Linked DNA regions of Homo sapiens: region 1 is linked to region 2. The links are chromatin loops, found by intact Hi-C in ENCODE. Cell type or tissue: Calu3. All regions are shown on one strand. Each heading gives the region's core, and the rest is flanking DNA. Links, peaks and the distances in the headings are about the cores only. Region 1 has its middle 120 kb from the start of NYAP2. Region 2 overlaps NYAP2 (neuronal tyrosine-phosphorylated phosphoinositide-3-kinase adaptor 2).

Region 1 (16,919 bases), core at 3,357-11,356, 190 kb before region 2:
CTTCATTAACCCTGCCTCCTCCACATTTACTAGTTTCCTCTAACATAACTAACACTCTGAGAGTTTGCACTTAGGGTTCCTTAGTCTCTGATTTTATACTTAGCATAAAGTATGCCTTGCATCAAAGCACATTTAATTTAATGTAATTTAGTGAATAAATGAATAAAGAAATAATAAAAGTGGACCCAATGAGCAAAAGAGTGTAAACATTTTGGAAAGATAGATTTTGCTAAATTCCCTTTTTACATGGTTTTTATAGATTTGTATTCTCATCAGTAGAGTATAAAAGGATTCCCTGAATAGTGCTTCTATAACATTGAGGATTAGTTTTAAATCTTAGACAATCTGATTAATTAAAAAAATTAGTTATTCCTTTAATGTTCATTTCCTTGAAACCTGTGAGGCAAAATAAATTTACCTTTGACAATGTTTCTTCTTTTATGATTTGTCTCTGCACAACCCACCTTTTTTGTGAATGTCTGTCTTGGGTTCACCCGAAGCTGTTATGAGGCTAGGATATGAAAATAAGCAGTTAATTTGGTTGCTAATCCTGACAAACGCTGGTAGGAGAATGGGGAAATGAAACGAGGACAGAAGAAATCCCCTAAGTGTGCATTTTGAACAGATTGTCAGCACAGACAGGTGAACTTTAATCCCATTACAGAACTGAGAAATTCAGAGTTATCCCATCTGCAGGACTAGAGAGCTGGGCTCATTACTTACTCTTGTTATTCCTTGGCTGGGGGTTGCAAGAAGAGGTGACTTTTACCAGATGAAATGGAGAAAGCCCTTGGGCAAAGAGATGCAGGTGCTGGCCTTTGGAATTGTTCAAATTTCACTGAAATGGTTTTGGCTGAGAGGATAAGGTAAAATGCCGAGGTTTCTCTTACAAGATAATTTAGTTTTTCCCTCATCAATGAGTGAAATCATTTTAACTTCAAGTTTATTTACTGTCATTATTTTTCCTACCAATGAACTTTTTAGTTTCCACCTGGTTATTCCTTTTTTTTAAACATATACATATATATAGATGAGTTCTCACTATGTTGCCTAGGCTGGTTTTGAACTCCTGAGCTCAAGTGATCCTCCTGCCTCGGCCTCCCAAAATGCTAGGATTACAGGTATGAGCCATCAGGCCTGGCCTGTTAATTTCTTTATGAATTTTAATGGAACATTTTGAAATAATGCATTCTTTTTCTCTCATATTTTGTTCATTACATTTAACAACTTCCTTCTTGAAAAGACCTGTTGAATATTTATGTTTTAAGTTAGTTTTTTTAATATTCAGTTTTATAATTTACCTATAATTGATATGGTAGAGGTATGGTTACCTTTTATTTTCAAAATACTCAGACAACTAAGACAAAACATTTTATAATAATATATTTCTTCTATATTGTTTTGAGATAATTTTTAACCTATATATTTTTTAAATGTTTATATAAATGATAGAATGCCTTCTTCCATAATAACTTTTTTTCCAATTGTTTTCTATCATTGCCTACATTTTTCTTCATGCCTCAAGTTCTAGGTAAAATTTAGAATGATTTTGTTAATATAAAGTATCATTGAGATTTTGCTAGACATTGCTCACCCCAATATTAGACTCACACAATAATTTAGCGAGAACTCCCATCTTTTTATTTCTTCTTTTCATCTCCATAGAATCATATCTTTCTTTATGACATCAGTAAAGCTTTTCTTCTGTAGTGTCTTTCTAGGCTTTTTCATATCATATTTTCGTAAATAGAATCTTTTGGGGCTTAAGGCGAGAGGTAAAATATTTTGTGAGATGCCGTGGAAAAAGATAGGGTGAAGGAGAGCCTGGTGTTTCTCTTGGATAATGGTCCATGGTGTTGTGAACAGGAGTGGTGAAAACAGAAATGGAAGGAGCTGTTGCCTTGGGTAATTCTGAGACAAAGACCCACAGCCAGGTATGTTTTTGTTCTAGTGACAGCATGCAACTGAGAGAGAGTGGGGAGGGTCTGTGCATCCCCAATCCTGGCTGACCTCTCTGCAACGCGGGCTCCTGGGAGTTAACATCTAGAAGATCTGTTGCCCTGAGGGACAGAGTCTGTGGCCAGGAAATAAGTCATGATGTGGAGTGGTGCCTTCAAGGGGCTACAAGAGGGGTGGCAGTAGTATTGGATGCAGAAGTTAAGAGAAAGTACTAAAGCAACAAGGTTGGAAGGTTAAGAGCAGTTATTATTAGCTGGGGAGGTTCTGTACTATAACATGAACAATTATTTTTTACTGGGTTTTGGACGAACAGTATTTATCATGTCCTGAAAGGGTGCTTATTCCAAAACAGCTTAGGAACTTTTAATCTAAGGGCAGCTCTCTGGGTAGACATAATAAGATAATGGCCTTCATGCTGACATTTGAGGGGTATTTTAATTTTTTAATTTTTTATTTTTTAGAGATTGGAGTCTCACTGTGCTGCCCAGGCTGGCCTCCAACTCCTGGGTTCAAACAATCCTCCCTCCTGAGCCTCCCAAGTGGCTGAGATTACAGGCATGTGTCATGCACCTGGCTCGAGGGGTATTTTAAAATTTTCTGCCAGTGCCAATAGAAGTTGTCTACTTTCCCCTTCCCTACTCAGGAATTTCCTGTCATTCTACTTATAGAAAAGAAACAGGAGAAGAATAATCACAATCAAGTTAGTAGCATCACAATCAAATAAAAATTAAAGCCAGTTAATAAAAATTAATATAAGCTAATGAATGAATATCTTCCAAAGAGAAGGACATTCAGTGAGATGCTGTACAATGCAGCAAATATTTCTTGCATGCCTGTTGGGTATTAAGCATTCGTCTAGGAATGGTCTGATTTTTTTTAACTCTCTTTCAAAAAAGAAATAAGCATTTTTCCTTTCATCATGGGTCATCACAGGTAATGCAAAATAAATTTCTCTGTACAATATCCCTTAGCAACTCCCTAGCAACATTCAAATGAGCAAGCTTTTACCAACGGGGTTCACAGGACAAAATTTTAAGAAAAAGTAGCCTTTTTTTGCCACTAAATCTTTAATTTTAAATGTTTTACAAGAGAAATAATGTTTCATATGAAGGTTTAAATTATTAATTATCAAGTGCTCCTTTCCATATTAACATCTAGCATAATATTGTGAACAATAAAAGTCTGTTGAATAGAATCTTATTAAATATAGTAAGTCTGGGAAAATCTGGAAGAAACATTACTCTTCTTCTCTTGAGGTTCATGATGTCATTTTCTCTCCTTTTCCTCATAGATGACACTTATCTAATTTCTAATTGTTCCATCTAATTAATTGGAGATTTGACTGCCTGAATAGATTCTTGCCCTCTACCTAGGAAAATTTAATGTTCTTGTTTATAAATCATCTACTACAATAGCTTGGAACTCCATTTACATGGTTTTCTCTCTGTGCTTCAGCTTCAGGCTTTAAAAACTAATGAAATAACTAATTAATTAACTAATCTAATGAAACAAAAACATCCTGAAACTTTTCCTCATTTTCTATGTCACTAATATTAAATGTCCACATTTTAGACTCTGACGATGGCCTCCTCTTCTTCTAAAATTACTAATGCTCATGCTATGGATTGCATGTCTATATCCCTCCACAAATTCATGTTAAAATCCTAACCCTCAATGTGACGATATTAAGAGATGAGGCTTCCTAACTAAGGTGGAGCCCTCATAGATGAGATTTGTGCCCTTATATAAAAGAGACCCCAGAGAGCTCTTTCGTTCTCTTTCCGCCATGCAAAGATACAAAGAGAAGGTGGCAACGCAGAAGAGGGCCCACACCAGAACCTGACCATACTGGCACCCTGATCTTGGACTTTCTAGGTGGCAGAGCCATGAGAAATATATTTCTGTTGTTTATAAGGCCTCCAGTCTTGCACCCTGCACTGACCAAGACAGCTCATATTCTATCTTTTAATCCAGTGGTGTGGCAGTAGACTGGCTCTCTGAAAAAAATAAGGCCCCAGTTTGTGGTGCTTGCTGATTTCCAAGGCACAGATATTCCCAACAATGCTTTTTTCAAGCTACCCACATGAGGTCATTTAAACAGTTGAAAAGAGAAGTGCACAATCAACTCTTGCTAGTTTCCTAGGCTATGGCCTGCCTCTCTACTCCTCTCTCCATTTTCTCTGTCTGAAAGTGCCTGTATATGGCTTTCCTCTTCTGTCTTCCAGTCTGGAACTCTGGTGTGAGGACATGAGTTTACTCCCTTAGAATCTCTATCACCAACCTTCGATCCTTTCCATCTAATAATACCTCTTTCTGGTATCAATACAACAATCTACCATTTGACTCAAATTGGATTTCTGGGAGGACTGTGAACCAGGACTCAGCTGGGTGGATTGGAAATTGATAGATTCTACTTGCCATTGGGCCCTCAACACTACTGATCCAGGCAGGGTTTACTCTATTGATTCTTCATTTACTGAGCACTGAAAACCTCAATTTCTCTCCTCAGACCACTATCCTGTCCCTCTACCACCATGAATGCTGAAAACCTTGGCATTAGTATAGGCAAGAAAATGGAGATCTTTGGGAAGTAAATCAACCAATCTCGTAACCTGACCTCCCTCAAATTTCTTCCTCACACACCTTTGTCTACTTTGTAATCTCCAACTGCAGAAGGTATTTTTCATCCTGAATGAAGCCAATTCCTTCACCTCTGCTCATTTCCCTGGCACTCGCATCTCTCGGGAACCTCCTTCACCAGTGGACTCCTCTCCATAGCCATAACTGCTCCCTCCAGATTAAATCTCTTCCTTCAGTCATTAAACGTTCTCTGGCCACTTCGGCTCCAAAAAATTGCGACCTCTTTTAAGGTGACGTCTTCTTTTGCTATTGTCACATCTTTCTCTCATTTAAGATCCCAGATAGAGTCACCTACTCATGGCAGATCCTTTTCCTTTCTGGTTTATTTGGCTTTCTTCCATTCTTAATTTTTCATTTTCTCCTCACATTTACTCATAACCCCTCATACACGCACACTCACACACACCCCTCACTCATACCCATTGACCTACTACCCACACTCACGTTAATTATACTCACTTAACCACCAACAATGTCCCATGTTCAACATTTATAGTGCTTATCTAATCTGTGTCTCTCTGCCAAATATGATCATTAATTCCTGGCTTCATGAAGTGCGCAACTTCTATGATGTCTACGAAATGTTACATCTTTTTACCTCCTTTCTCCCTTCTGTGGTCCTTTTCCTCTATATATTTATCTAGTTTTAAATAAATGATCACATTGGCAAATGCCTGTGGCTTTATTATAATACATTTCTGAGCAACATGATTCATTTATATGGTTTTAACTAGACGTTTTTAATCAGAATGAACTCCAAATATATATTTCCACCCCTTATCTTTTCTGCTTTTTACCTAAATTCTACACGAGAATCTCTACCGTAAAGGAAAAACACAACACTGAATTCATCTTTGGTCTTCCCAGAGTTTCTCGCCTTTCTGTATTTGGTGTCTCACTGGAAGGAACTACTGTTTGACGAGGGAAAAAGATTTGAAGTTGCCTTTGAGTCCTTTCTCTCCCCTTAATAGTCCCATGCCCAGTCAATCACCAACCTCTAGATATCTGTGGAATCTAAACACTTCTCCCCCTTATTTAGACCTGCATCATTTTCGCTAGAGTTATTGCAAAGATTCCTCACTCTTTCTGTTTCCTCCTCAAATCCTGCCTCCACACTATCTCCAGGGTGTTCTAGCTGACTCTGCATGGCCTACATGGTGAAGCTCAAGCTTTGATCAGATCAAAAGGGCTCCCTCTGGGAGCAGTGGCTCACACTGTAATCCCAGCACTTTGGGAGGCCCGGGTGGGCAGATCACCTGAGGTCAGGAGTTCGAGATCAGCCTGGCCAACATGATGAAAATTCATCTCTACTAAAAATACAAAATTTAGCTGGGCATCGTGGCTGGCATCTGTAACCCGCTACTCAGGAGGCTGAGGCAGGAGAATCGCTTGAACCTGGGAGGCGAATGTTGCAGTGAGCCGTGACTGCATCACTGCACTCCAGCCTGGACAACAAGAAGAAGACTCTGTCTAAAAAAAAAAAAAGGAAAAGAAAAATACAAAAATAGAGGGGCTCCCACTTACCTGGTTTCTTTTCCCCTACCACCCCTTATGTCAAATGCAGTGTGCCAGCGACCCTGAACTTCATACCAACCCTGGTTCACATCATGCTTATTCTCATCTCTTTATATTTGTGCAAACTGTTCCCTCTGCCTGGACTCTCTCACCCTTTGTTCATTTCGTTAGCTTTCCATACCAAAATTTAGACAAAAAACTCTCCAGAAAGCTCACCTGGATACTCCCATTCCCTGTGGGTATGCTGGGCTTCCTCTGTCCTGGGAGCATGTGTCTATTACACCACTCATTGGTCAGCTTTAAATTCCTTTATCTATCTGCCTTATAGAATCAAGCTCTTCTACAGCAATCAGGGTGTTGTATTAATAATGAAGTGCGGGCTGGGCACAGTGGCTTAAGCCTGTAATCCCAGCACTATGGAAGCCTGAGGCAGGTGGATCACCTGAGGTCAGGAGTTCGAGACCAGCCTGGCCAACATGGTGAAACCCCATCCCTACTAAAAATACAAAAAAATCAGCTGGGTGTGGTGGAGCGCACCTGTAATCCCAGCTACTCAGGAGGCTGAGGCAGGAGAATCACTTGAACCTGGGAGGCAGAAGTTGCAGTGAGCCAAGATCGTGCCATTGCACTTCAGCCTGGGCAACAAGAGCGAAACTCCATCTCAGAAAAAATAAAATAATGAAGTGTGTCTGACACAGATCTTGGCACACAGCTGGCCCTCACTAAATGTTGGTTGTATTTTACATCAGGCAATTGAAATGTGATAAATGTCACTAAACTCTCTCCAGGATCAGCACAGAATGCTTGAGGAATGTTGCACAATTAATAATGGTTAGATGAGTAAAAGCATAATTCCTGTGGCTTCTAATATGTCAAAGAGGAAGGAAAGAAGGAAGAAAGGGAAGGAAGGAAGGAAGGAAGAACAGTAAGCAATGAGCTTTCTAATTGATTTTCTCTTTAAACTAGAGATAAGTGTAGAGTGAGGGTCAAGATCAGGGTGAACTTGAAGGAGAAGAGAAGAAGATGCTGAGGACTAATTCTGACACCATTTTGCCCAAGGCTGGTCTTAGACTTGACCCGTTAATTGCCAAATGCTCTAAGCAATGATGTGCTGCCAATAATCACAGTGAGGCCTAGGCAAGGAACTGATGCTGTTTCTTCGATCAGCCAGCAGAGGGGACAATAGAGCAAAGGCATTGATAACCTTACACAAATTTAGGAAATGTTGCTTCCTTTCCCACCACCTTCTGTTTCTCCAAGCTGAGGCTACCTCTGGGGAATTTCTATTATTGATTGCGTGCTGTTTACTACCTTACCATCATTTATCCATGGCAGCCCATGGCAATATTGCTGCTTTTTGTCAAAATGGAAAGAAAAATGGATGGGTTTTCATTGATGAGGCTAAGAACTCATTGTTTAATCATGCATTAAGCTCAGTATAAAGTCAACAATGAGTGGAATGCATAAAAGTTTATTTTGAAAACATTTTTTGCCTAATTTTCAATGACAATGAAAATATGCAGATACTGCAAGCTCTTGCAGTTCCCCCACCCATCAACTCTGCCTTTGCTGGTGCATGAGTCAACTAGCTTCTTAAATCACTGCATGCTTTTAGTGTCATTTCCAGTTGGCAGCACTGCAAACAACTGAGTTGTCAGAGGAGATAGATCCATGCGTAATATCATTTGCAAATGATTTATTTCTTAAAGTGCATAAAAATGCATTTTGAGCTCCTATGGTTGTTATTCCCACAGTAAACAATGGAGTAAAGAGAACTCTTAATTTGTTCACAGTGTGAGGGGTGTCAAGGGGAAGACAGGTTATGTTTAACATCTTTTGCATTATCAATTGACTAATAGGGTCACTGGGGAAAAAAAGCCACTTGAATTAAGTGCCTGGAAATAACCTTACTGTGAAGATATGGTGCCGAAGATGAGAAGCCAAAATCCAGATGAAACTAATCTCTCTCCATTTCCCATGTTTCCCCTAAATGCTCTTTTGTTTTGTTTTGCTTTGTTAAAGTGGCATTACCCCAGGCAGCTTAACCAGAGCTAGATACAGGTCTTTTAAGGCAGTTCATACAGAAAAGGGGAGAGGTCATTCAAGAAGAATGAACAAAGGATTTCCTACTAATGATTTCCAATTAGACCCTGTTGGCATTTTGGGTAAGGCCGTTCTTAACTGAGAGAAGCTGTGTCTTACATTTCAGGGCAGTTAGCACCATAGCTTCCCTCCCTAAGATACTAGGAGCATGCAACAGTTATCGTGAAAATCAACTGCATGATTTTCGTAGATGGCCTCCATCTAAGTGATGCCAATTGGAAATATCTCACTGTGTGTTTTCACCATGGAAGTTTGTTATCTCAGAATGTTCATTTAATACCATCGACAAACATGGGGATAATAGACTTACAGAGATGTAAGGACTTGAAATAACATATGCAAAGAGATGAGACATCACACAATAGGGATTTTATAAATAGTACTTATTAATATTATTGCGAGGAAATGTGCAAGTTATAACAATGAATGAGAATGGACTCCTTACTCTTATAGAACTATTTAGTGGAGAAAACATACATGCAGACATGCCCCAAATAATAATACAAGTCAGCACAGTTGTTAGGCATATTAGAGTCTGAACAGAGCTGAGTACAAATTGCTTTTGGGCTGCCTAGCTTCCGATGTTAAATGAGTACCCATTCTCTGGTGGAGTAAAGGTATGGTTTTAATCCTCTCTGTGAATCAGCTGTATGGTTTCCACCCAGATTTTGAGGTGGGAGGAGAAAATGTATAGATGAGTCTATTTTATTTTATTTTATATACATTTGAGACAGGGTCTCCCTCTGTCTCCTAGGCTGGAGTGCAGTGATGCAATCTTGGCTCACTGCAGCCTTCACCTCCTGGGCTTAGGTGATCCCCTTCAGCCCCTGGAGTAGCTCAGACTACAGGCAAATGCCACCATGCATGGCTAATTTTTGTATTTTTTCTACAGACGGGGTTTTGCCATGTTGCCTAGGCTAGTCTGGAACTCCTGAGCTCAAGTGATCTGCCTGCCTTGGCCTCCCAAAGTGCTGGGATTAGAGGCGTGAGCCACCATGCCTGCCTCATGAGCCTATTTTAAATTCCAGCCTGGGATATGGCCCCTAGGTAAATGTAGCCAGGAGAGAAACTTCAAAACTTCAAAAGTTTCAGGAAATTGATGTTAAATTTTTGTTTTACTCTCCATTATGAGGAATTTTTTAACTTCAATTGAAACAGAATTTGACTTTGTTGCACTTCAAATCCTTATGGATATTCCCCTTCAATTTCTAGCTAGTCCCAAATGTTTTATGTGCTAGTGTTTATAACCAAATTTGATTCCCAGACTCATGTGTTCCCTTAGATTATCTAATAGCCATTTCACACCCTTTCTGTTTTTTTCTGCATGGATTTATGTATGATTATGACTCCTATTTCTATTGCTATTTGTAATGTATTTTAGTTTTTGAAAATTCCTATACGTAAATCCATTCATTCAGTGCTTCACATGTTTACATTTGGCTGAATGCATGTCACCAGAAGCTAGGATATTTACTTATAGCTTGGAAGAACTGGAATGTCTGGTAATAAGGTCATGTGGATAAAAGTTATACATTTAACAAAAAAAGAAATAAGAAAGTATATGTTGGTGAAATTTTCAATTGAGTATAAATATGTCTTTTTCTAGGGTCAATTGAGTTTCTGAGCATTTTGAAAACTGAGACTACTTTTTAATTACTTTCAAATTAAGGAACATTCAATACTACAGCACCTTTTGTGAAGTAAATTAAAACCATTTTCTGAGATACATAGTCTGGATTTCCTCCTACTCCTGTTGCTAGGAGGAAGAAAAAGAGAACAAGAAAGATAGTAAATAATTCAACCTTAAATTCTATGTAATATACCACCCTTCTGCCTTATCTTAGGCTAAATTAGCATATTTCAAATATTCTAAACAATGAAATGAAAAAATAAGGGACGGGATTTCAGAGAACTCCAACTTAATGATGCAGCAGTCAACCAGCTGTTACCAACAGTTTCTTTCCAGAATGAAGTACTGATTTGACAGTGATTGGTTACCCCACAGAGACTGTCTTGGTATCAAGAAATCCAAATAAGCTGATCACAGTGAAATCTGATCTCTCAGGGACCACTTCTGTCTGCAAATGAAGGGGAGCCATTTGACCAGCTATTAGGATCTGGGGCTTTGGACTCTGACAGCACTGGGTTCAAATCCCTATTACCAATGAGTAATTGTCTGAAAGCAGACTTCTTAACCTTCTTCACCTGTGTGTTTTGCTGTCTAAGAATGGTGCCCTTTTCACTGAGCTCAGTGGATCCCTCACATTCTTCTCATCAGAGAGTTCTGGGCAAAAACTTGGAGGCCCAACTTTAAAGTTGAATAATAACTGCAACAGTGAGGTATCCCTTATTTGTGACCTGTGGAACTTTTACTCGACCCCGCCTTCTGTTCCTATGATAACAACCACAACCATGGCAACAATAACACTGATATGGACAGGAGACAGGGAGACATTGGGTAGGAGAGGGCAGTTCCTTGGCAAAGGCCCCACTCTCAAGCGTGGAAATCCACAGCCTGGAAACCCACAGCCCTCAGTGAGAAAAAGTGTTTCTGTTTTTGTACCCAAAAAGTTGCCTTTTGGTACACTACACTTCCCTATCCTGTACCCATATAAACCCTGAACCCTGGGCTCCAAAAGGAGATGAGCAAGCAGAACAACGGCAGAATGGCAGAGCAGAAAAGAAGAGAAGAAGCATCTGAATGTCAAGAGGAGCACAGCTGGGGACAATCAGAGAGATCAGCTGCTGGACCGCCAAACCCTAGGGGAAGATCATTTTCCCACTCTGTCCCCCTTCCAGCTCCCCATTCATCCTGCTGAGAGCTACCTCCACCACTCAATAAAACCCTGCATTCATTCTTCAAGTCCCTGTGTGACCTGGTTCTTCCTGGTTGCTGGACAAGGAACTGGGTCCCAAGGGGGTCCACTGAGCCGTCTAACACTTAAACCACCTGCAGGTGGCAAGGCTAAAAGAACACATTCTAACATGTGCCCACTTGGGCTTTGGGAGTTGAAGACACCCAACCCAACCCCATGGCTACCATGGGGCCAGAGCCCCCAAAACACTAGCCCTGGCTCCTGCACCTGTCCATCTGTGTGCCCCTACTCTCTTAAGGGGTTTGAGCATGGCAGCTGAACAAATGAGCTACACCCATGTCACATGTCCTGCAAGGGGGGGTCAGGGAACTCTCCTGTTTCAGCACTGTGCACCAGACATGGTGTAAGTTCTTTGGATATACCAACTCATTCATTTCTTACTATAACCCCAGGAAGTCAATAACTTCATATTATACCACACTTATTAGAAGTTTCTAAACATATTTCTACATTTTTTCAGAGAGGAATAAAGGGGACTGAATGCTTGATTTTGAAATCTGATAGCAATAAAAAAACTAAATTCTGCCAAAATAATGTTTAGTTGAAAAGAATGAATCGGAAACTCCAAAATGCCCAACAAAAGCATAACAGTTTCTTTTTTTTCATAGTGGGGATAAAAGAGGAAAACAAAGATGGTATAAAAATGGCAGGTATCTCTCACAACCTGGCATATATGGCTGGTGTAGACAACCCTACCTGCTCCACCTCACAGACATGTTGGCTAAAATACAGTAACAGCAACAATAAATCTACATTTGTATGTAATATCAACTTAAACTATGTGTAACATCATCTTATATACCTCATATCTCAAATATTATACTGTCTTGTATAATTTTTAATCTATATCTACTATCTATTTCTAGATCTATATTTCATATTTAGATATTCATTACATTGTTCTTCACACTGATTGGGTGTTTTAAATGTTTTGTAATAAATTAAAACAAAGGAAAAATATATTGGTAACTTTTCTGAACACTTAATCAAATGGTATATTAAAATTTAAGAAATGAACAGAGAGATCTGGTGGTGACCTGGCAACTGATATTGTTTGGTTATGTGTCCCCACCCAAATCTCATCTTGTAGCTCCTATAATTCCCATATGTTGTGGGAGGGACCTGTTGGCAGATGGTTGAATTGTGGCGGCAGGCCTTTCCCATGATGGTCTTGTGATAGTGAATAAGTCTCATGAGATCTGATGTTTTTAAAAACAGGAGTTTCCGGCTGGGTGTGGTGGCTCATGCCTGTAATCCCAGCACTTTGGGAGACTGAGGTGGGTGGATCACCTGAGGTCAGGAGTTCAAAACCAGCCTGGCCGACATGGTGAAACACCATCTCTACTGAAAATATAAAAATTAGCTGGGCGTGGTGGTGTGTGCCTGTAATCCCAGGTACTTGGGATGCTGAGGCAGGAGAATCGCTTGAAACCAGGAGGTGGAGGTTGCAGTGAGCCAAGATCATGCCACTGCACTCCAACCTGGGTGACAGAATGAAACACCATCTCAAAGAAAAAAGAAAGAAAAGAAAAACAGGAGTTTCCCTGTATAAGCTCTCTCTTTGCCTGATGCCATCCATGTAAGATTTGACTTACTTTTCTTTGCCTTCTGGCATGATTGTCAGGCCTCCCCAGTGATGTGGAATTGTGAGTTCATTAAACCTCTTTCTTTTGTAAATTGCCTAGTTTGGGTTATTTATCAGCAGCATGCAAACGGACTAATACAGCAACCCAATGGGGCTTTAGTCCTGGATATGGCCTGGTAGCGGGGATGTGATTCTAATGCTCTCTGAGAGCAGAAGGCATGTCCAAAGGACAGAGGAAGATAATGAAGCTGAAACTGAGCTTGAAACCTTGAATTTCTGCCCCATGTAATCATATATAGTCCTCTAGCCTAAAGAGGCCAAGAGGAAGCTTCCTTCATTTGGGGTCATGAATGGCCAATCTAATGTGCTGTGTGGGTCTGAATTTATCTATTTTTTGGATCATGAACTGAAAAATATAAGGAAAACCTCTAGGCTCTCAAGCAAATACACAAACTGTGTAGGTGGTTACATTTATACTGAAGGCACACAGCATTCTAAGTCTTGGTCTGAGTTACTCCAGAAGCAAACCTTGAGACTAATATTTGAGTGCAGATTGTTTGTTTGAAAAGTGATTCAAGAAACATCCATAGGGCAGAGGTGAATAGAGATAAGAAAGTGTGCGAACCCAACAAAAGCTGCGTTATTATTAAAATAGTCACCACTGTGGGCAACTGGAGTGCAATGTCACTGACGAACTCATAGAAACTATGTGAAATTTACTTCAGAGTTATGTCAACTGAAGGGCAAGGGAACAGAGGTTTTATATACCAGCTCCTTGTCTTCCATTGGTTAAAGTTTGCTTCTAGGTGCATCACCTCTTTGGCATTTGTGAATTGCCCTGTACACTAATTGATGCACTCTCTTGGTCAGAAAAAAATGTTCTCAGGCAGAGAGTTCATGATGTTTGCACTAAACAGTGTTCAGGCTAGCAGATGTGAAGGCCTGAGGGTATGGAGAGGTCACTGAAACTTCTACAATAACAGCGCTCCAAAATCAAGTGAGGAAAAGTTGTGCTTGTCAGTCTCAAAGATTATATTGATTTTTCAATTATTTGACCATTATACCTGTTAATCTAGTTGTGCTCATCAATTGCCAAATGCAATGATGAAAAAAGATGAAAAATGATGAAAAGCAATGATGAAAAAAGAAAAAGAAAATCACAATACACCTACTAATGGCTAATCCAGAATCCTTTCAACAGTGTATTCACACTACTCATATAAAAAAAGAAATGTGTGTAATTCCAAATGGATTGGCCAAATGCAATTCTGCCAGTTTTCAGTAATTTGTAGAGTCATGTACATGAGTAGGCATTTTTAATTTTTTGTTTATTTGTTTTGAAATGTTTTCTCAACAAAAAGCCATGGCAGACTACTAAGTCTGTGCACTATCCTCAGTCATCTGCCCGGGACTGACAGTATCACTCAGCCCTCATGCATTTCTACTGTCTGCCTTTGTATGGTTTCAGAGTCCAAGAGCCCCATTTCTGACAGCGATTTGGAAGCAGAGGTATCATAAAACCAACTGAAACAATCTCATGATTAATCCTGGTCCATTGACTAATTGTGGTGACAACTGGAACACAGCTTCTGGGCCAGATATCACAAAGATCTGAAGTCATCAAAAGAGCCACCTATGATCCTGAAAATCTCTTAAGTGATATGCCTAAGGCCCTTCTCCTAACCTAGAACTGAGAGTGATGAAGTTTGACTTGTAGTTACTATGATTTACCGCTGGGAAAACCATCATTCATTTTTCTTTTTTTTCTACTGGGGAGAAAGTTAAAACTGTGAATTTAACATGCTTATAGCCACATAGGTTGAATTCTCTAATGGTCATTTATAAAACATAATTTTACTTTTGTCTGCAAAGATTTTTTAACACTTAATACAAGAAAACATTTAAGATATTTTTGTTGTCTGTATTAAATATATTCTCTTTGAACATGGAGAAAGAATGATCAGCGTCTGACAATTTTTGCTGAAATATTTGTCAAGGAAGAGGGATGCAGGAGTCGGTTAGTGAAAGCATCTAAAAGCATATTTTGTATTGGCTTTCACTTGCTCACAGGAAAAAGCAATGCACCATTCTTTCCTTGCATATCAGGACTTTCACAATCTGGACCCAAATTCTCTCAACTTCTTGGCTCACACCACTCCCTGCTACTCCTTCTGTTATATTCCTAATTGGATTAACTAATTTCCTTGCAGTTTTATGAGTTTGAAACTTTCCTACGTGTGCCCAGGTGAATTCCTCTGTCTGAAATTCCCTTGTTGTCAGTCTCCATTGAGTAACATATTCTTCCCCACAGCGAAGCTCAAATGTCACTTCCTCTATCGAGTCTGATATCTTTCATCCTTCATTGTCACTTCCTTTCCTGAACTCCCTAAAGACTCTTATGATATCCCTAATATGTCAAGCAATTTGTCAACCTGATGGCCTGTTTTACTTAATGATGATCTCTTTGAATGATGAGGTGATAGTACGTGTCTTACTATTTCCTGTCAACACGTGCAGTGTCTGACGTACAAGTCAATTCTTAGTAGGTGATCAAATGTGTGTAGATGATGGAAGGAACCAAAAGGATGGAGAAAAAGCTTTTACCAGACCCACATCAGACAGAAACAGACATAAAAGCAATAGGACCCAGTGTCTATTAAATTTTTAACATGTGGCTGACATTGCATTAAGTGCTTCACATATGAAGCACGAAATTCCTTGAAATATTAATCCCGGCACTTCCCTTTTCAGCATTTCTTGTACTTGACTCATCCCCTAGTTGGGTCAGTTGCATCCCCTTTGCCTTGAGGAGACTTATAATCATTACAAAACGGAAGAATGCAGGAAGAAACTATATCTGGTTATTAAAACACCCCAAATAGGCTTTTTTGTTGTTGTTGTTGGTGCTATTATTATTATTATTTTTTATTATACTCTAAGTTCTGGGGTACATGTGCAGAACGTGCAGTTCTGTTACATAGGTATACATGTGCCTTGGTGGCTTGCTATACCCATCAACCCATCATCTACATTAGGTATTTCTCCTGATGTTATCCCTCCCCTAGCCCCCAACCCCACAGCAGGTCCCAATGTGTGATGTTCCCTTCCCTGTATCCATGTGTTATCATTGTTGAACTCCCACTTATGAGTGAGAACATGCGGTGTTTGGCTTTCTGTTCTTGTGATAGTTTGCTGAGAATGATGGTATCCAGCTTCATCTATGTCCCTGCAAAGGATATGAACCAATCCTTTTTTATGGCTGCATAGTATTCCATGGTGTATATGTGCCACATTTTCTTTATCCAGTCTATTTTTGATGGATGTTTGGGTTGGTTCCAAGTCTTTGCTATTGTGAATAGTGCTTCAATAAACATACGTGTTCATATGTCTTTATAGTAGAACAATTTATAATCTTTTAAGTCTCATAACAGGAATAACACCCTGAAAGCCAAAGTTTTTCACTTGAAATAAAATGAAACTTTTGGAGGGGAGGAAAAAGCAGTTGGGATAGCTCCAAAGGAAGCCGGGCATTGAGTTTATGCCACAATAGAGTAGAAAAAGAGTAAAAGAAGGCCCAGCCTAGCTCACTGTCAGAATAACAAGATGGAAATTAACTAGACAGGAGATGATGGGGAAATCTGGAAGGGGTTTGGCCTTAAGTGGAAGTCCCTGAGGGGACCCACGGAGGAAAGTTCAGGACAGCGTTGACATCCTGGTGAACTCCGTGCTGCCCCAGCAGGACCACATCTGTTCTGCAGTCCAAGCATCTCATTAGGGCTTGGGTGAGCTCTTCACTTTGCCTGTGCTCATGTTCAACACCTTTTTGTGATCTGATGAAGACCTTCCATCAGCAGCTTTCTCTATATCTACTCTAGATCCTCCAGCATAGGTGATTCCTGGTTATGACCTGGGCCTTTCCAAATTTCCCATCCAAACTTTCAGTAAGGACCTGCCCACTTTAAAGTCTTGGACATGGCCCCAAAACAGACAGTGGAGTTTTTAAAGCCCAGAAAGGCAGTGGCAGTATGGTCAGGAAAGTACTGAACATATGTACTTGGATGGGACTGGACAGTGGCAAAACTGACATCCTTTACATATTAAGAATTTTATTTAATGTGCACAACAATTCTGTGATGTAGGAATTACCACCTGGCTTTCACACATATGTAAACTGAGGCCCAAAGAGTTTGAATAACTTGTCCACAATCACACCATTGGTAGTGCCAGAATAAGATGACAAA
Region 2 (16,919 bases), core at 3,282-11,281:
AAGAACAGCCCTGTCAGTGACTTTTTAAATGCTGTCTCAGATGGGAGGGTTTGTGGAAGGAGGACCCAGCAAACTGGCTTGCAGGATGTGGTGCATTCAGAGATGCTCTGCCAAAAGTTCCTTCAAGGAAAGCCTGTCTTCCTAGCTGCTAGGTGTGTGGTGAACAGTAGGGAGACCCACAAACAGAGACCGATTGAGGCAGGAGTCTAAAAGCTAAATGCAGGATGATTCTGACAGCCATGTTAACTCCAGAATTCTCTGTGGTGTCAGTCAAGGCTGACATCAAGACTGCATTGCAGCTGGACCTCTCCCTCTGCTCAATTGCCTCTTCCTTATCCCTGGTGCAAATATTGGACACAAGGGCACCTTGTGATAAACATCCTATGTGTCACCCTGCAACCCCATTTCATGAAACCTGGGGGAAAAACAGAGTGAGAGGGTCTGTGGGAGAAGGTGCAGAGAAGTAGGTAGACATCTCTGGATCACAGGGAAAATACTTTGCGGGCCAGGAAGGGAGCATGAACGATGGAGAAATTCCAATGCTAGGTCAGTAGGGAGGGATGGTGACTTCAGGTAACTGGGCAGCGCATGAGCCTGCTCACTTCCCGGCCATTGCAGGGACAGGGGCTTGTGGATCCATGGTTACCAGAACTTTTGGATTAAGGAGAAGCTAAACAATTGTTAACATGAAATTTCTGATACTTATAAGTGTACAGGCTATGGGAAAGCAATCCACGTTAGTTTTCTGTTCTAGATTAAAGTATATCTTTCCAACCCATAGGTGGTTTGGTGGGGAGAGTAAGAACGTGAGCAATAGGCACAGATGTGCCCTCATTTTGCAAAGGGAAGAGACGATCATTGACTGAGCAGGTACCAGTAGTCAGGCAGTTTCAGTTTCATTTTTATCTGTAATGCGTGTTCGTTTTCCTCTTTCCTCTGAAACTGTCTATTTCACATTGGGATAATATTTGTGTAACAACCTCAGCATAGGGTGAGCTAGTTAGAGACTTTTATTCAATTACTGGCAAAAGTTATGAGTATTTTCGTCTCACCCTTTTCTATGGTACAAACTTAGGAATCTAATACTAGAAGGCAATGCAAGATACCATTTTTAAGTATCTAAAAGAGCTGATATAAGGAAAATAGCAAATTTCCTTAGGTTCCCCATAAAACCAAAAGCAAATAGATGAGAAGTGGAGGACATATCGACTTACCCTTTGGGCATGATTTTCTTTGCCACTGGGACAAAAGGAGTCCTCTTGACCTGAATTCCAGGCCTGCTATCTCAAAGCAGATCTCTACTTGTGCATGAACCTGACCCTCCTGCAGATATGCCCATTTGTATATTCTGTCAACCTCTGTGACCCTACATTTTTCTTAGAGTTACACCTCCTGGGATAGACTCACAAATAAATTTATGTTGTTGGGTGCTTCCTAGATCTATATACATTCTAAAACCATTCTCTGGGGCCGGGCGCATTGGCTCATGCCTGTAATCACAGCACTTTGGGAGGCCGAGGTGGGCGGATCACAAGGTCAGGAGTTTGAGACCAGTCTAGCCAACATAGTGAAACCCCGTCTCTACTAAAAATACAAAAAAGTAGGTGGGCATGGTGGCGGGCGCCTGTAATCCCAGCTACTCAGGAGGCTGAGGCAGGAGAATCGAGTGAACCCGGGAGGCAGAGTTTGCAGTGAGCCGAGATCGCGCCACTGCACTCCAGCCTGGGTGACAGTATGAGACTCTGTCTCAAAAAACAAACAAACAAACAAAAAACACTCTCTGTGTCCTTGAGTGCATTGTTGAAAGACATGTCAGGTGTCCCATGACTTATTTCAGTGGACAGAACTCTGAACTCTTTCTTCAACACAATCACTTACTAAAGTGTACTTAATCTTTTCTTCTACACTCAATCACTTCTGCCCTTTGTGGGGTTTTTGGTGAGATGCTCTGTTCCCTAACATTCAGCAATTTCTTCTGCACAAAATCCACACTCTTAAGAAGCAATCAGCAGGCCTATTAAGGCTCACCTACAATTGAAGACACCATGCCGCTTGCTAATTTACATTGCAAATGTAGGCCTGGCAGCCGGAACCAGCCACGTGAATGGCTTGAGCACTTTGCAACTCCTGGAGAAGCCCGATCTCTTTTTGTGCTGTCATAACACACCAAACTAACCAAATAACACATACACAACATTTTCTGAATATACTATTTCTCCAAAATGCTTTTCCTCAAACACTTGAAGATTTATATGCCCTCTTGACAAATACTGTTTTCTATTTTCTCATTCCTATATGGAATATAAGGGACTTTGTTTGAATTCTTTGCTTTTGTTCATTTTCTGTGGGTGTCATGAGTGCCTATTATATTTTCTAGATTTTTTTTCTTCAGGGTTTAGAAAGTGAGCATTTGGGCTTACTTGGGGGATAAAGGGACTACTTAAGTGAAAACATTAATAGAAAGGTGGAAAAATATTTTAATTATTTTCTTTCAAGCATTATTTGTCATATTTAAGACCGCAGGTGTGAGCTTTGCTCTGCTCCCCATTGTGCAACTGATTAGGGGTTATGCAAAGTTAAGAGTGGAGACTGCAGGAGTTATTCTTATGATTTTCCAGTTGAAAATGCTGTTTAGCACTATATATTTCTAATAAAACATGCAAAAGGAGAGAACCACTTGCTTCCAAAAAGTCAAGAGCCACTTGCATCCAAAAAGTCAAAACATGAGGTATGAAAAGGTAAGTCAAGATGGTATCTAAACAATTCTGATCAGCCAGATATCTGGAATCTTTTATAATATTGAGAGAATTTGTATTTGGTATTGTTACGGCTGCAAATCCATACAGGCCTGCGGCAACCTCAATTCTTGCCTCCTCAGAAGAAAGAATTCAGCTGAGGGGGGCATAAGGCAGAAGGAGAGGCCGAGGCAAGTTTTAGAGCAGGAGTAAAAGTTTATTAAAATGCTTTAGAGCAGGAACAAAAGGAAGGAAAGTACACTTGGGAGAGGGCCAAGTGGGTGACTTGAAAGACAAATGTGCTGTTTGACCTTTTGACTTGGGGTTTTCTACGTTGGCATACTTCCGGATCTTGTGTTCCTTCTCCCCTTATTCTTTCCTTGGGGTGGGCTGTCTGCCTGCGCAGTGGCCTGTCAGTGCTTGGGAGGAGAACATGCGCAGTGTGTTTACCGGAGTTGTACGCATACTCACTTGAGGCATTCTTCCCTTACCAGCCGAATGTCCTTAGAGGTCAGATACCAATTAAACTCCACCATTTTGCCTCTTAGTGCACATGTGTGAGCCCTGAGATCTTCTTATCCGGAAGCCACTGATCACCAGTTTCAGGTTTTTCCTACCTATTGGGAGACTGACTCACCCCTTGCACCAGCTGCAACCAGTTATTATTTTAGAGAGACAGTTAAAAACTGCCTGACCATCAACTGATGGTCACCTGACATTCCTGATTGGGGTGGTGGGGGTTGTTGTGGTTGATGCCTCTCCTGCCCTGTTCACGTCTGATTAGCTACCTACTGTAACAGTATAAACAAAACATTAGTCACCCAATCTACTTGGCCTTGCCCTTTTTCCTACCTGAAATAGACTTCCATTTTTAAAAAATACCTCAGAATAGACTATCAAAGTCTCACTGCCTTTCAATCAAATTTTTCTAGACCAATCAATTAGCAAAGCATTGATCAGATTACTATCCAAGTGAGAATTCCATGCAAGACTCTGTGGCTCTGGGATACAAAATAGGGTTAAAATAATGTCTTTCACACTTCCTTAGAGGAGCAGTTAAAGACAGAAAATAACACTATGCCACCACACTTACAAAAATAACTGAAGTATGTAGTATAAATTCATTCACTTTTTGAATACAATCATTCATTCAACAAATACTTAGTGAGTTCCTACTGCATGCTGGCCACTACTCCAAGTCTCCTGGGATAGAGGGGTGAAAAAAAAGCAGACATAGTGAGTACTCCAGGGAGTCATTCAAGCCTATGAGAGTTCAAAAAAGGGTGAACTGGAGAAACAAGAAAAACCCTCTTGATAGAGTTTGGGCATATATTGAGCACTGAGAGATGAATAATATAATCACTTTTAGGGAAATGTTTGGATTGAATTGTGTCCTACATTAGGATGTTGAAGGCCCAACTTCTGGGTTCCTATAAATATAACCTTATTTGGAAATAAAGTCTTTGTAGATGTAGTCAAGTTAAGATGAGATCATGCTGGATTAGGTGGGCCTACTCTGATATGACTGGCTTCCTTATAATAAAAGAAAAGGAGACAGACACGAAGAGGAAAAACAGCCATGTGTAGACGTAGGCAGAGATTGGAATGATGTGTTGATAAGCCCAGGAATGCCAAGAATTGGACTTCTAGCCTCCAGAACTTCAAAAGAATACATTTCTGTTATTTTAAGCCATCCAGCATGTGGTTCTTTTAATGGCAGCCCTAGGAAACTAACACAGGAAGCCAAGACAGGCCAGTGAGAAAGGAAGAATAGACAAGAAACAGGACACAAACAAGTGGGGAAAGAAATACAGTCATTCAAACCACTGTTTCAACTGAAGTGGGCAATATATTCTAGGAAGAATTGGCATTCAGATTAAGAGTGTGATTCAATGATAAATGAAGAAACTTAGACAATAGAAAATCATTGAGAAAAAGAGGTATGATCAAAGGAGCACTTTAGGAAATTAACCTACAGCAATACACAAAACCATTGATTTAAATAATCTAGCCATTCTAATAAACAATTGGACAAGAGTCTGTCTAAGGAGACAGAGGAGGAATAAGTCACTGAGGACATGAAGAGGACAAAAAAGACAAAAAGAGGAGTTTCTTTCTAATTGTGATAATGATTCTGTGTAACCTGTAAAGGTAATAGTTTGGACTATTTATTTGAATTACTAAATTCTAGCCTTGCCATTAAGAATTTCTCTGCCATTTGGCCAGGTAGTACCTCAAGACTCTCATTCCAATTGGAAAAAATAAGGAAAAAAACACTACCTAATAAATGGCAACAAAAGCCAAAATTGACGAATGAGATCTAATTAAACTAAAGAGCTTCTGCACAGCAAAAGAAACTATCATCAGCGTGAACAGGCAGCCTACAGAATGGGAGAAAATTTTAGCAATCTATCCGTCTGACAAAGGGCTAATATCCAGAATCTACAAAAAACTTAAACAAATTTACAAGAAAAAAACAACCCCATCAAAAAGTGGGCAAAGGATATGGATAGACACTTCTCAAAATAAGACATTTATGCAGCCAACAAACATATGAAAAAATGCTTGTCATCACTGGTTATTAGAGAAATGCAAATCAAAACCACAATGAGATACCATCTCATGCCATTTAGAATGATGATCATTAAAAAGTCAGGAACCAACAGATGCTGGAGAGGATGTGGAGAAATAGGAATGCTTTTTCACTGTTGTAAATTAGTTCATTGTGGAAGATAATGTGGCAATTCCTCAAGGATCTAGAACCAGAAATAACATTTGACCCAGCAATCCCATTACTGGGTATATACCCAAAGGATTATAAATCATTCTACTATAAAGACACATGCATACTATGTTTATTGTGGCACTATTCACAATAGCAAAGATTTGGAACCAACCCAAATGTCCATCAATGATAGACTGGATAAAGAAAATGTGGCACATATACACCATGGAATACTATGCAACCATAAAGAAGGATGAGTTCGTGTCCTTTGCAGGGACATGGATGAAGCTGGAAACCATTATTCTCAGCAAACTAACACAAGAACAATAAACAAAACACTGTATGTTCTCACTCATAAATTGGAGTTGAACAATGAGAACACATGGACACAGGGAGGGGAACATCACACACTGTGACCTGTCGGGGGATGGGGGGCTAGGGGAGGGATAGCATTAGGAGAAATACCTAATGTAGGTGACAGGTTAATGGGTGCAGCAAACCACCATGGCACGTGTATACCTGTGTAACAAAACTGCATGTTCTGCACATGTACCCCAGAGCTTGAAGTAGAATAATAAAAAAATACTAGCTAATAGCTAACGGGCCTAACACCTAATAGCTAACAGGCCTGTTCTGGAGATTTCACAATGAAGTATATTTCATCTGTCTTATCTATTAAGCAATACATAAATGTAAGTAATTGCATTGTGCATTTTCCACTTAGAACCCACCACACAGTGAAAAAATGGGTTTGTTTTCCTAATGTTATTTGTGACCTGATTTTTTTTGTGCCTAAAGTAAAAGACTTGATAAGCCTCTTCCCTTGAAACAATACCATGGAAAAATCTTGCCCTTCTCTATTTTCTTCACTTCTCTTCATTCTTTTATTGTATGCATATGCACTCACACCCATTTCCCCAGTTAGTAGAAATAAAAGTAAAATACCGTGAGGTTTCAATTTGACCTATTCATGAGCACTATATGAAACCCCCAAATTTAGGGGCATATATGGTATATGGGCATACATGGCAGTCTGGCATATATGGTACAAGCTCTTTTGAGTTTCTGTTAAGTCTTGCTGAAATTTGTGCCACACTTGAGGAAAAGGATACTCAACATTTCTGGTGGGTAAAAAGCAATTGGAATAAAAACATCATAGGGGGAATGCCTGCTGAGAAATCCCCATTTTCCACAGAATACAGGAAATTATACGTGCTGTCTTACAGTGTTCTAAAGTGTGAATAGCCAACTCCTTACTTGGGACTGTGGTTAAAAAACAAAAGCAAGAACCTAGAACACATGATTGCATTGGCTTGTAAGAACTATTTTTTTAAATGTAAGATTTTACATATACAGATCTTACATGAAATATATATGTATGTATATGTGTGTGTGTGTGTATATATATTGAGATGGGGTCTCTCTATGTTGCCTAGCTGGTCTCAAACTCCTGAGCTCAAGCAGTCCTCCTACCTCAGCCTCCTTCCCAGCTGGGAAGACTTCCCACCTGGGAGACTGAGGCAGGGGGTTTCTTGATTTCTTTTTAGATGGCAATGTAAAAAAGATGCTAAATCTTATTAATATGCTTCCTTATCTTTGAACTTCCCCACAAAATATGTTAAAGTAAAATTGAAGATTGACCTTCAAATCAATATAGAGGGATTTAGACAAACCTCCATTGTTTGTGGAAATGAAACAGATGCTAGCCACTTTGCAACAAATGTCTGCCAGATACCATGTCTGCATTACTGCATGTACTATAAACATGGTTGTCCTCAAATGAAGCAACTGTCAATTTAAAATCCAGTCCTGAACAGCTATTCATGTCCTCATGTGTGTCTATATCTATACACGTGAGTGAATGTGGTGACGCAGAATGGTTTGGATGAATTTTAATTATTTTACTGCTTAGAAAACCAGCTTCTTTTGTGACTTTGATCCTTGAATATGACTATAGTCACGAATATTTAAAAATCTGATGTTTGAAAATAATATTTTCTCTCAAATAGTTTTTTTATTCTCTGCGTGCAAGAAAATATTGAGGCACAGGTATATTTAAACATAATTTTAAATGACTTAGCTTACTGTAATTTGGGGTGGGTCACTAAATTAGACATATAGTAACATATTAACAGAAATATCTTGGCAGCTACCCTATCCAAACACCTGCATGGCTGCAGTTGATTTCAGCAAATATTTGTAGTGTGTTTTACTAAGTCGCTGGTCTTAGATAAAGTGCTTTATGTAGGCATTATCTTATGTAATCTCCACGCATTCCCTGTGAAATATGTGTTATCACATTTACACAGGAGAAAACAAGTTGAGAGAGTGTAAGCTGCTTCTAAATGTGCACAGCAAATGGCAAAACCAGGACTGATACTAGCTCTGCCTTCAAAGCCATATTCAGCTATCTCTCTGTGACAGCTAAAATGCTTCAAGGAACCCATTAGTATGCAGCAAACCTATCAGACATCACAAAGCTACTAATTTTAACATACAGAATTTAACCAAGAGGTAAAAATGATAATAAGACTGTTTAATGAGTACTTATTATATTCCCTGAACTGGGTATGTATTACCTCATTTAATCTCCCTACCATCCTTCGAGGGAGATATGAATATTATTCCCATTTTATCAGTGGATTAACTAAGCATTAAGATTTTAAGTGACTTGCTTAAAGCCATATGTCTAGCAAGAGGTAGAGCTGGGATCTGAACCCACCCAACCAGTCCAAAGAATCTGGCTCGCACGACTCATCCTGCTTCTCAAGAAGAAAAAAACTAAAATACATCACCTTTGATGTCATACATGTCTACTCATTTGTTCAGGCTCTCATTTTGTTGCTTTTTACTTTTATTTGGAGCTAATTATCATGTTTGCCTATGCATGTTCAGCCAGCAGCAAGTAAGAAGCAGGAATTTGAAGGGGTAGACAGGGAAAAGGCAGGACAAGAGGAATCTGCTCCCATAGCCCCACTGACCCCTGAAGAATGTGAGTGTGTTTGGCTAACTGTGAGGCATAGCATAAGTGCATTGCAGCCTGACAGCATTTGGTACAGAGGTAAGAGTCCTTCAAAATTAAACAGTCCCTAAAGACATGGGCCTATTTTCAATCAGGGTACAATATTTATGCTCTTAATTATGACCCTGAGTAGTCAAAAAAGGGACCAATTTTCAAGATATGCTCAGGGAGGGCTGTGTAAAAATCATAGGAAGTTCATCATCGTTAGAAACATTTATGTCCAAAGAGTAATTTTTTTAATTTAAATTTTTGTTCAAAACTGTTTCAGTATGAATTATCTAGAAAGAAATTGGATGGGATATCTCTTTCCTTGCTAGCAATAGAAAAATGCAGTGTTACTCCTTTGATTTTCTTTTTTTTCTTTTATTTTTTAATTATACTTTAAGTTCTAGGGTACATGTGCACAACGTGCAGGTTTGTTACATATGTATACATGTGCCATGTTGGTGTGCTGCACCCATTAACTTGTCATTTACATTAGGCATATCTCCTAATGCTATCCTTCCCCACTCCGCTTACCCCACAACAGGCCCCAGTGTGTGATGTTCCCCTTCCTGTGTCCAAGTGTTCTCATTGTTCAATTCCCACATATGAGTGAGAACATGCGGTGTTTGGTTTTTTGTCCTTGCAATAGTTTGCTGAGAATGATGGTTTCCAGCTTCATCCATGTCCCTACAAAGGACATGAACTCATCGTTTTTTATGGCTGCATAGTATTCCATGGTGTATATGTGCCACATTTTCTTTATCCAGTCTATCATTGTTGGACATTTGGGTTGGTTCCAAGTCTTTGCTATTGTGAATAGTGCCACAATAAACATACGTGTGCATGTGTCTTTATAGCAGCATGATTTATAATCCTTTGGGTATATACCCAGTAATGGGATGGCTGGGTCAAATGGTATTTCTAGTTCTAGATCCCTCAGGAATCGCCACACTGTCTTCCACAATGGTTGAACTAGTTCACAGTCCCACCAACAGTGTAAAAGTGTTCTTATTTCTCCACATCCTCTCCAGCACCTGTTGTTTCCTGACTTTTTAATGATCACCATTCTAACTGGTGTGAGATGGTATCTCATTGTGGTTTTGATTTGCATTTCTCTGATGGCCAGTGATGATGAACCTTTTTTCATATGTCTGTTGCCTGCATAAATGTCTTCTTTTGAGAAGTGTCTGTTCATATCCTTTGCCCACTTGTTGATGGGGTTGTTTGTTTTTTTCCTGTAAATTTGTTTGAGTTCTTTGTAGATTCTGGATATTAGCCCTTTGTCAGATGAGTAGATTGCAAAAATGTTCTCCCATTCTGTAGGTTGCTTGTTCACTCTGATGGTAGTTTCTTTTGCTGTGCAGAAGCTCTTTAGTTTAGTTAGATCCCATTTGTCAATTTTGGCTTTTGTTGCCATTGCTTTTGGTGCTTTAGACATGAAGTCCTTGCCCATGCCTATGTCCTGAATGGTATTGCCTAGGTTTTCTTCTAGGGTTTTTATGGTTTTAGGTCTAACATTTAAGTCTTGAATCCATCTTGAATTAATTTTTGTATAAGGTGTAAGGAAGGGATCCAGTTTCAGCTTTCTACATATGGCTAGCCAGTTTTCCCAGCACCATTTGTTAAATAAGGAATCCTTTCCCCATTTCTTGTTTTTGTCAGGTTTGTCAAAGATCAGATAGTTGTAGATGTGTGGCATTATTTCTGAGGGCTCTGTTCTGTTCCATTGGTCTATATCTCTCTTTTGGTACCAGTACCATGCTGTTTTGGTTACTGTAGCCTTGTAGTATAGTTTGAAGTCAGGTAGCGTGATGCCTCCAGCTTTGTTCTTTTGGCTTAGGATTGACTTGGCGATGAGGGCTCTTTTTTGGTTCCATATGAACTTTAAAGTAGTTTTTTCCAATTCTGTGAAGAAAGTCATTGGTAGCTTGATGGGAATGGCATTGAATCTATAAATTACCTTGGGCAGTTTGGCCATTTTCACAATATTGATTCTTCCTATCCATGAGCATGGAATGTTCTTCCATTTGTTTGTATCCTCTTTTATTTCGTTGAGCAGTGGTTTGTAGTTCACCTTGTAGAGGTCCTTCACATCCCTTGTAAGTTGGATTCCTAGGTATTTTATTCTCTTTGAAGCAATTGTGAATGAGAATTCATTCATGGTTTGGCTCTCTGTTTGTCTGTTATTGGTGTATAAGAATCCTTGTGATTTTTGCACATTGATTTTGTATCCTGAGACTTTGCTGAAGTTGCCTATCAGCTTAAGGAGATTTTGGGCTGAGATGATGGGGTTTTCTAGATATACAATCATGTCATCTGCAAACAAGGACAATTTGACTTCCTCTTTTCCTAATTGAATACCCTTTATTTCTTTCTCCTGCCTGATGGCCCTGGCCAAAACTTCCAACACTATGTTGAATAGGAGTGGTGAGAGAGGGCATCCCTGTCTTGTACTCCTTTGTTTTTCAAAACATCACCTGTTACAGAAGTTTGTTATTTTCTGAATATATGTACAAGTGTGAGACTTTGTACAGCTATAAAAGCATCTGTATTTGTTTGCATAACACTCCAGTTCTAGGAAGATCAGTATTTCTGTTTTCTAGAAGAAATCTTTATTCTAATTTTTAAAATATTAAATTTATACCTGCTTATGATAGAAACTTTTGAAAGTACAGAAAACTATAGCAAAAGCATAAGAAAATAAAGTCATAAATGAAGCAAACAAATGTATTTACCATTTCCATTTTGGAATATATCATCTGAAGAATGTCAACTTATCCAAACTGACCAGTTTTTCAGGTTTTTTTATTTTTCTTCCTGGCCAAGTTCTACACTTTTGCTAAACCATACCAAACCAAACCCTACAATACAATGCACTGATGTAGTACATTCTCCTTCTTCAAAGACATAATTTTCTCTTTGTTCTACCCTCCCCTGGTGGGAGGAGTTAAAGTTATCTCTGTAATGTTAGTTAATGATAATGCTGTTATTAAAGCCATAAACTAAGGAAAATAAGTGAAATTCAGTTTCATTTGATGTATATGAGTATAAATTTTAAATAAGGTAGGGAAAAACAATTATATTTGAGTCTGAAAGGCAAGAATGGTATTTTGACATTTTTCTGTGTTTGTGTTATTCCCCAAAATCTGGATTGAAAAATTGTTTAGTTAGGCATTCAGTTGTGAGGTTTATTATTTGAATAAGTTTCATATCTGAAAATAAATCTTTTCAGAAATCAGATATTTTGCAATTGAGTAGAGAGAGCCAGAGAGTAAATCAATATTTTGTTTATAATTCAAATCTCCTAGTCTGGTTTTGTGGGATATATTTTCATAATACTGAACTGATTTCCCAATGAGAAACTGACAAATATACTTGTTTCAGTGTCTCATAAAAGCTATTTATTTAGAATATTCTCTGGCAGTAGTGGTTCTGGAGAACATGGCACCTTATGGAATATGGAACTCTTCATTTTACAATGAAAGTAACAGAAGCCTGCAGAGCTTCCAGAACTGCAGAGATTAGATGATTTTCCAATAAATAAGTGGAGTCAGAACCTATTTAATGGAATAATTTATAAATGGTGGTGCTGCAGAGCTCAACATCGATTTAGAGAAAACTATGAGGAGAGTCTAAATGAACTGACAAAAATCTGTGAGGCAGATTAGTCTTAATAGAAGTCTAAAAAAATTTTTACTGACGGGGTGTGGTGGCTCACGCCTGTAATCCCAGCACTTTGGGAGGCCTAGGCGGGCGGATCACGAGGTCAGGAGATGGAGACCATCCTGGCTAACACGATGAAACCCCGTCTCTACTAAAAATACAAAAAATTAGCCAGGCGTAGTGATGGGCGCCTGTAGTCCCAGCTACTCGGGAGGCTGAGGCAGGAGAACGGCGTGAACCCGGGAGGCGGAGCTTGCAGTGAGCCAAGATCACGCCACTGCACTCCAGCCTGGGTGACAGAGCGGGACTCTGTCTCAAAAAAAAAAAAAAAAAATTTACTTAAAAAATATGCCAGGTTTTTGTTCATTGTAGGAACATTCTATTTCTAATGCCTTTACCCAGCAATGTGCTGGTAAATCTTTAACAGGCTTTTAAAACAGAAAAATGGATGCAAATATATATTTTATGACACACTTTTAAATTTAATCTGCATTATCATTTTCTCTATCACTTTCCTAAATCCAGACAATCAAAACAATATATCAAACCCTTACTTACAGTATTTATGGATTTCCATTGTGTAAATACTACTGTTGTGATGAATTTCAAGCACACACCAGTGGTCCCTAAACATAGAATTGAAGAGATACATACATCATTATATAGCAATATGCCATACAGATACAATAGACCTAAGTAACTTTAAGATACAGATAATAGTAAAATGAATATAATAATTATAAAGTGATGAGTTTCAGTATGTTACCTTTGTTTTTAATATAATTTATTTAATTGTGAATTTGTATAATTGACTTTAAAAAACGGCTATTTAACAACTGTCTCATAAATTTTCTGAAATTTTAACGGTTGTTTTTTGCTGACCTGTATTAACTACCTTTAAGCCACCACTGCCTATGCCTTTGAAGGAAAGGGAATATGAAAAAAAATTACACAATGCCCCACATATATGTAGTACACATCATATCCAGCACTTGTGAGGTATATATATTATATGTGTGCTTTTGGAAGTATACCTCTGTAGCAGTGCTTCTCAAACTTTACTGTGCATGTAAATCACATGGGCATCTTGTTAAAAGGCAGATTCTGATTTAGCAGGTCTGAGAGTCTCTATTTCTTTTTTTTTTTTTTTTTTTTTTTGAGACGGAGTCTCACTCTTTCACCCAGGCCAGACTGCAGTGGCACTATCTCAGCTCACTGTAAACTCCACCTCCTGGGTTCATGCCATTCTCCTGCCTCAGCCTCCCGAGTAGCTGGGACTACAGGTGCCCGCCACCACGCCTGGCTAATTTTTTGTATTTTTAGTAGAGATGGGGTTTCACTGTGTTAGCCAGGATGGTCTCGATCTCCTGACCTCGTGATCCGCCTGCCTCGGCCTCCCAAAGTGCTGGGATTACAGGTGTGAGCCACCGTGCCCGGCCGAGAGTCTCTATTTCTAACAAGTTCACAGATCTTACTGATACTGCTGGTCTCTGGACCTAACTTTGAATAGCAAAGGCCCTGACTAATTTCCTTAGAAACTTACTTTATAAGAGTCAATCTTCTTCTCTCTCACTGCATATGTGTGTGTGCATGTTAGTTTAGATACATACACACATACATACACACATGTACAGTTTTACACACATAGATACACACGCACATATATACACACATATACATACACATGTATATCTATATCTGTAATTTGAAACGGGCCCCTCCATGTACTCAAACAAAATGATATATAATTAAATGACATTCTGTAGAGAAAACAGGAGAAAAAATGGGAGTTGGAATTGCTGCCATGGCCTAGTGGAGGAGGAGGAGGAGAAACTGCCTTTATCAATCCTTGTATTAAAAGAAGTGTTCAAGGAGCCCGAAATTAGTTCAAGGTTGATGAGATGTTAGGTCATAAGGGAAGAAAGAAAACCCTGAGTTTCAGCCAGGAACGGTTGAAATTAATCCTGTAGGCATTTAAGGAACATAAGTCATTAATTTAAAGAATTATGCTCTAGGAAGTTTAATCGGGTGCTATCCAAGTGTGAGGCAAACTACACTTAGTATAGAGATGCTGTTTGTCACAAGCTAGGGGTAAGTGGTAAGCACCTATGTCCAAGGGAAGGAAGAACTGGGAGGAATCTGGATCCTGGATATATGGAGGATGAAGAGTCGGGGATGCTGAGCCCCAGTAACTGGGAACATGATGGTGCAGCTGCATAAACAGGAATCCAGGAAGAAGAAGCCAGTCTCTCTCTCTCTCTTCCTAAGTTAAAAATAAAAGAAGATGTTAACTCTGTTTATGAATTCATTTTTCCCAAAGTTGAAGTGATTCAACAGAAGAACTCACAGCAGGTTTAGTAACATGATAATCAAGAAGTATATGGTCATAAATCTTGTGAGTTTGTGAGGAATCTTCTATATGCTACCTTTTTGTCTTGGACCATAAGACAGGTTTGCCAGAACCAAATCCAACTTCAAGCCTGAAGGTGGGGATACCCCTTTCTAATCAGTCCATCACTCATATTGTTTTTATTCTTGGCAACGTGACCTTAAATTTTTTCAAGGTTAATCTGTGGAAAAAACAAAATTGATGACAAATTTTCATGAAAATACAATGGTCCTGAAAGCTAGGTTCAGGAACATGAGATTGGAGTAATTCAGGACCCTGTTGGAGGGTGGTGAAGAAAAGCAGGCATTACATCCTGATATAAAAAGTATTTTTCAAACAACATTACAGGAAATTTCAAAATATCTCTTGTATCACCTATTAGTATAGGAGCATGATCTGAATATTGTGCAAGGATTGGAAGATGACTCTTCATGGACCAAACACAAAAGTCAAAAGCTTTGACCTGTGAATTTAAGATGCTGCTAGAGAATCCAATCATTGGGAAAAAAAATAAGAGATTCAGCATTATGGTGTTAATATGTTTTAAAATTGTACTAGCAGATGTGATTGAATATTGAGGGAGAAAAATATGTTCATATGTGACTTGGGAACAGTCAACGAGTGGGAGCCAATGGAAAAAACAATAGGAAAAGATTGAAAAAGGAACAGGAGATATTTGAAGAAAGAGTAAGAATTACAGCAACATAAGCTTCTCTCTACTCTTCAGCCAGAAGAAAAATCTGGTTATAAATCCACTGCCACCAAATCCATCCCTTTGAATTTGGTATAATTTGCATGAGAAATTCTTATTCTTATAAAATCAGGTTAGTGACTCTTAATTTAAAATATAAGTTGTCCTAAATTAACACTGTACCTCAGTGAATTAGATTATGCCAACACGATCTACTTATTAAGTGAATCTCAGCAAGAATATTTAATGAAAAAGGTCTAGATGATTTGAACCATCCTAAGTGATCCATTGAAATAGTTAAAAGGCACTGTTTCTATATGCAGACCAAAAGTCCTTTAATAAAAGAGTATGACATGCCAAAAGTTCAGCATTGCATGGTACCTGTGGTCCAGCCAAAATAATAACTTCTAATAGCATTTTTGAATCGGTTCCAATGCATTGTGAAAATGCTTAGAATTCCAAAGTACCATAGTTTTTTTTTTTAAATCCACCAGTAATTACCAAAGATATTTGCATTTGCAGTCACCTTGTATATTTTGTGCTATGATTAGCTTTTTCTTAAGGACAAACTTCAGACGATTCAGAGGTTAAATTTAGCTAAATTGTTAGGATAGGAAAAACATCTAAATTTTTTTCTACATGTAATTTCATCAAATTTGTACCAATGTGATTCCCTTTCCCCAGTCCTATTTTCTTCAAAGCATCTTTCTTAATGCAAAATAGTATTGCACCTCCATATTCCTCTCTTCAATTTTCAAACAATCCCAAAGGTGAATATATATTAAGAAATTCTTCTACTTCTTTTACTTGTCTACTGACGTCACTGGACTTTACCAGCCAAGTAACTTTGGTAAAAGTTAAGTCAATCAAAGTATGTATTACTTTCTAAGGAAATCCAAACTTCTGTAAATCTGTGAATTCCTAATGTAGACAATTGTTTCTGGCAGCCTGAGACATTTTTAATTTTTAGAAAATAATTTTTAGAAGGTATTTCATGTTAAGACTAAAAATTCAATAGATATTATTGAATGTCTACTACATGTGGGTATCATGACAGGTGTTATTGGGAAGAGTGGGTGTGGTAAAATTCTAGAAAGAAAAAAATGATCTCCTCCATCTAAGATTTATATATGTATACTAGGGGAAGATAGATATGTAAATGAAAGTCTGATACAAACCAAAATGTACTGTTAAAAATTGGAAGCATAATGGAGATATGAAGGAGAGAAAGATGAAAACCAAGTGGGTGAGTTTAAGCTATATTTCTTAACTAAAAGGGCATTTGAGCTAGCACTTGAAGGAATGTAGATAAGTGAACTTCATTCAAAATGGACATGCCGAGGAAGGAAAATAGCATAAAGGAATATTGAGGCACAAAAATGCAGGCTTCATAGAAAGGCGAGTATTTGCGTGATTGGGACATAGGATATATTGTGAAGCTGTGCAAAAGTGGTTGAGGGTATAGCAAGAAGGATCTTAAAGGGAAAAATAAAATAAATGGTCAAATAGATTCCATTGAAGATATTTAAGCAGGAGAATTACATATAGGAGCTGTGTTTGAGAAGATGACTTAAAACTTGTATACTATGATCTGAACAATGAGGAGACAATTTGGTTTTCTTTCTTATATAAATGGTTTTTACATTAAAACTAGTTGTTTTAAAAAATAGTTGCTATACTTTAGTCCAACAACATGATCCATGTATCCA

Evidence for each region. Hi-C counts contacts between places; a loop is a spot of excess contacts. Peaks named below come from ENCODE experiments on the same cell type or tissue, not always from the same donor. Only the 100,000 strongest peaks of a DNase experiment are listed, where the experiment ranks them.
Region 1: a loop joins it to region 2, with 2.2 times the contacts of the local background. A loop is called at or near these places in 2 of 110 quality-filtered maps.

The regions. Positions count from the first base shown.
Region 1 is chr2:225,275,771-225,292,689 of GRCh38, forward strand. No RefSeq gene overlaps it. Among named protein-coding and RNA genes, the nearest start is that of NYAP2, 120 kb to the right of the region's middle. In Calu3, for the core only: a CTCF peak has its summit at 7,290 (motif pointing right); a DNase peak (open chromatin) is centred at 7,291.
Region 2 is chr2:225,463,967-225,480,885 of GRCh38, forward strand. All of the region lies in intron 3 of NYAP2 (neuronal tyrosine-phosphorylated phosphoinositide-3-kinase adaptor 2), which reads left to right. Among named protein-coding and RNA genes, the nearest start is that of NYAP2, 73 kb to the left of the region's middle. RefSeq lists an enhancer at 2,995-3,495. In Calu3, for the core only: no CTCF peak of the experiment used is centred there; DNase peaks (open chromatin) are centred at 3,455 and 8,185.